Linked DNA regions of Homo sapiens: region 1 is linked to region 2. Evidence: chromatin loops called from intact Hi-C (ENCODE). Cell type or tissue: heart left ventricle. All regions are shown on one strand.

Evidence for each region. Hi-C counts contacts between places; a loop is a spot of excess contacts. Peaks named below come from ENCODE experiments on the same cell type or tissue, not always from the same donor. Only the 100,000 strongest peaks of a DNase experiment are listed, where the experiment ranks them.
Region 1: it touches region 2 in a loop (20-fold over the local background); 67 of 110 quality-filtered maps call a loop at or near these places.

What each region holds. Positions count from the first base shown.
Region 1 is chr11:127,344,547-127,347,046 of GRCh38, forward strand. No RefSeq gene overlaps it. Among named protein-coding and RNA genes, the nearest start is that of LINC02712, 75 kb to the left of the region's middle. In heart left ventricle, a CTCF peak has its summit at 1,505 (motif pointing left); no DNase peak of the experiment used is centred here.
Region 2 is chr11:126,435,565-126,438,064 of GRCh38, forward strand. It overlaps KIRREL3 (kirre like nephrin family adhesion molecule 3), which reads right to left. Exons shown (of 17, transcript NM_032531.4): 12 at 1,247-1,445. Among named protein-coding and RNA genes, the nearest start is that of ST3GAL4, 81 kb to the left of the region's middle. RefSeq lists an enhancer at 925-1,925. In heart left ventricle, no CTCF peak of the experiment used is centred here; no DNase peak of the experiment used is centred here; H3K27ac peaks cover 252 bases.

The DNA of each region.
Region 1 (2,500 bases), 910 kb after region 2:
GTCTTCTAATCCATGAGCACTGTATGTCTCTCCATTTAGTACGTTCTTTTATTTCTTTTATCAGAATTTTATAATGTTCAACCTGGAAATACAGTGTAAGTTATGTTACTTTTATAACTAAGTATTTTGTGTTCTTTTAAAGCTATTGAAGACTTTTCTTTTTGAGTTCTGAAATTTCATTGCCATTATATAGAAATATAATTTGGTTTTGTATGTTGACTTTGTGAAACTCATTTATTCATCCCAAGAGCTCCTTTGTCGTTTTCTTGGGACTTTTCTACATACAGAATTACGTCGTCTGTGAGTAGGGATAGTTTTATTTTTTTCCAGGCGTCTCCTAAAGTGTTATCTGTCCAAGGTTAATGACCACCTCCTGGTTTTATGCTACTGTGTGTCTACACTGAGAGAGAAAGGAGGAAAAATGTGAAATTGTCTGCCAGTTTCTTGGTACTTTAAATTTGTATCTTCTTTTCCAACCCTCCAGCTATTTTTTACCACTAGAGTCCTCAAAGAGATGCTCCATCCTTTCTGCACAGGTTTTACAGCTACATTCAACAGGAGAGACAATGTGAATTGTGCTTACCCATTTTACCTCAAACCAAAACCTAAGATTGATTTGGGACCATTTTTCTCCAGTAGTTAGAGTATATTTGTATTTCTCCATCCATACTCTGTTTTTCATTTCTGACCCTTAAGTTCCTTTTCTGACCTTAGTCCTAGATAGATAGCCAGGGTTGTGAGTATGAGGCATATCAGTGGAACAGAGTAAAACCAAGTGGATATTGAACACTGAGCTTTGGTTTCCTTAGCACTGTGCTCTCAAAAATTGAGTTAAATGAGTCTGGACACAGGACAAGAGAAAACTTTAACTCGGCTTATGTTCAGATTATTTCAAATGAGTGAGTTAATGAACCCCTTAAGCCACAGAAATTATCTGTATCAATTCACAAAACAGGAAATCAATGAACGCTTTCTTTGGCTGGCAAGTGTGGTTGTTGGAAATTCTGTGACATTTGCTTTTTAAAATGTGAGTGTGTGCGTGTGTTGCCAGCGTCGGTGACGGGCTGCAGCGAGAGGTGGCTTGGGGACCCAGTCAATGGAAAGAAAGAAATGGAGGAAAGTGGTGATGGGAGCCCTGGAGAGCTTGTTCTGACGGCTTTTACTGGTTTCATCGGGTTTCGTCTCTTGCTCTGGAGTCATCATGTAAACTTGGGTCTCTGGGAACATCTTTCCTTTCACAGTGATCTGGCTGATGAGGTTAAATCAATCTAATCCCATGAAACTGCCTGGTAGCTTCCTGCTGTTTCAGAATAAACTGTGGAAGAAAAGTCATCCCCGCCTTTAAGTTGCTGTCCTTAGTCGCAATGCATTCGGCGTTTTGGTAGCGACGCAAACACCAGCACATTTCAGGCATCGCTTTAATATTAATAATTCTTCCTATTCTCTCATTTCCACTGCACCCAGAGGCTCTAAGAGCTGGTCTGCAACACCGCCATCTGGTGGCTCCAAAGCTACATGGACGAAAAAACCAAAATCTTGCTGGTTTTTAGTTTTTTGTTGCTGCTGTTGTTGTTGTTTTGCAAGCCATTTCTTCTGCTGCTTTCAGTTGACTTAGGATGAACTTATGGCAGATTTGTGCATCATTTTATGCCTCTGCTCAAGCCATTTTTCTCTTCCTGGGGGCACATGCCCAGAGGCGTCCGAGGTCAAGAAGAAAGAAAACAGAGGGATTTGGAAAGCAGCAAGGGTTTCTGATAAGAAACTCTAAGAATTATAGAGAGAAAATGGTGCTACTGGGATGCATCTGATGTGAACGTAGTTGTATGAAGTTTCCTTGTCTTCTTGGGTAATTTCAGGAGTTTTTAGTCTTTACACAGACAATAGACAACATGTTTGAACTGGGAGATCTTTTTGCATTGACATTTCTGGGTTTTGGAGTCATTGGTAGAGAAAATGACTTCCACACCAAACTTCCCCCTGCTCAGTACCATGCCTTAGCCCCTTCTCCAGACTTAGCCCCTAAAAGTGCTTTGTTGTTTCATGTGTAATGATTTTTCCTTCTAAACAAATCTGGAGAGTTTTACTGTTCCCTGAAATTTTGAGTATTCTAGTTGAAAATGCCAAAATGAACACTAGCTGCTTCAGTAATCCTGATGGGAACATACGTTTGTAAGAAACAGGAATCTGCTGTGTTTTTATTTTACTCCTGTGGGCATCTCATCTTTCTCCCCAAGTTACTCACCTTAGGAATTCCTTTTTCATTTTTTTCCAATTTCTCCTTAATGTGATGTGTGTATATTTTTGTATGTATGTATACATGTGTGGGTGGGGTGTATGTATGTGTGTTATATATTCTCTTTACTAAACTTAAATTCCTGCATAAATAAGAAAAAAAAGAGGCACCTCTGCCTTTCAGGAGTGACTGTTCTTCAAGATTTTTAACTATGCCTCCAGGTTGTGTCCCCACCCCTCAGAATCTTGTCAATTAGAGCATTCACTG
Region 2 (2,500 bases):
AGGGCATGGGGATGGGGGCACCAAGGGGAAGACACGGAGGGTAGGCAACAGGGGACCAGGAAGGTTTGGGATGATGTGTGGATGATATTATGCAAATTATGTGCAAAGCATTATGCAAAGCAGCACCTATTAGGGAAGAGGTGTTGGGAGATGCTGTGTGATTTGACCCATAGGTGTGATCCTGGTGTGGCCCACTGAGGCCTGGGGGCCCAGCTGAGACCACCCACTTGGCCTAGAATCTCTTGCTGGGCCTGACAGCCTGCGAATGGACCTTTACCTAAGAGGGTGTCAGAGATCGTCAGGACTGAGGCCTCCTGGGCCTCAGAGGCCCAGGCCCAGCTGAGCACGAATCCCTGGTCCACCATGGCTTAGCCCCTGCTGGCAAAAGGGCAAGATCAACTGCCCCTCTCAGAACCCGGCTTGCTGCTGGCTGTGGTGGGGCTTCTGGAGCCACCCCTCCGTGCCCCTCCAAGGCTCCCCATCCTGTTGTCTGTGCCTGAGAGCTCTGAGCAGACGCTGGAGATCTGAGCCTCTTTGACCAGGAGCTGGGACGTCAGCGCACGGGGGCACAGTGGGGTGAGGCTTGTTCCTCCTGCCTCCTCCCTCTCACCCACCCGGCTGCTTTGCCCAGCGCTGCCTTTGAGGTACAGGGGTCCATGTGCCTCCTGGGTCTGCAGGTCATCTGAGCCCAGCCCCCGACCCTAGGGATCTGGACAAGCAAGCCTAACCCCTTAGCTTTAGCCTGGGTGCCCTCTGTGGGACTTGTGTCTGAGTAACTGGATGGGCTTGTCATCTTAACTGTGACTGGGCCAGGTTCCCAGCACACCCATGCCAGTGTATCCCACGCTCCACCCAGGCATGACACTTTGGTGTCAGACCAGGGCCCATGGCAGAGGGCAGGGCACAGAAGCCAGGGCCTCTGGAGGCTACTGGGCAGCTTGTCACTGCCACCAGCCTGCTCACTGTTGTGGTCACCTCCCACTGAAGCATCGCCCTCAAGGGCTGCCCCTCTGAGCTGTGTTCTTCCCTTTCTTGGTTCCTGGTGGAGGCTCGTGCCCCTTGCTTCAGCGAGAGCCTGGCTGAGGAGGCTGCTGGCTGGCTAGGCTGTGTGGTCAGCCAGGAAGAGCACTGTGGCTTGTCCTTGGGCCCTGGCCCACCTTGCAGCCACCCGCGCCCTGACCTAGGTGAGGAGAGGGCCCTCTGGTTCCATCGTTCGTTGTTCCCTCATGGCCCTGGCAGCTCTCACCTTGCTCCTTGAGCCGGATGATCTCAGTGTCGGAGCCGAAGCTGTTCCAGGCCGTGCAGTTGTAGATGGTCTGGAAGTCGGCCCGCACGATGTTGCTGATGGTCAGGGTGGAGATGACGCCCTCCTCGGTGCTGATGGTCTCCACCGTATAGCGCCCCGATGTGCCCGACTCCAGAACGTTCTCCTTCCAGGACCAGGCCTGCCCGGGGGCGCAGAATCAGGAGGAGACCCCACCAGAGGGGCCCAGGACACGCCCACACCAGAGTCACAGTGCCACTGTCCTGCTCATGTTCATGCTCACTGCCACACACTAACACATGTGCACACGGGTATGTATGCAGGCACACATGCCACACACCACAAATATGCACACATGCAGGTGCACACACAACACGCATCACCACACATGGGCATGCACAGCATCCCACACGGCACCCACATGCAGGTACACGTGTGCACACACAACACACAAACACATCACACGTCTATACACAGCTCCCCACACATGGCCAACACGTTTATATACATACTACACACACCACAAATGTGTACACACAGCTCTGCACACACACAAGTGTGCACCCACTATAACACACACATCACCACGTACACATACCAATGTATATACACACAGGTTTGTACACACACACCACACTACAAACATGCATATGCAAGTACATGTACCACAACACACATAAACATGCATCACAACACATGCACACACCAAAGCACACAACACATCACAGTGCACACATGCCTGCACATATGTGCACATGTCACAACATGCATACACACATCACAGTACATGCACATCACACTTCACACTAAAAACATGATACAGACATGTACATACACATGGCAGACACGACACCACATCTACACGCAACACACAGCCACTCCCCGAAATACATGTACACATGCACACACACACCAAGATGCACGCACCATATGCCACAATACAACACACAATACAAGCATGCTTACACACATGTACATACCACAACACACACTGCAACACATACACACATTCGCCATACACACCATCATGTGTACTTACAGGTACACACACTATGACATACACACACACCATGTGCTCACACACACAAGTACACACACTACCAACAGATACACATGTTCACACATGCCATGACACATGTACACGGTAACACACCCACACCACACATGTACACAATCCACAAACACATGTACACACACATACTCTGGGGCATCCTCAGAGGGTCTTTCCATCCCAGA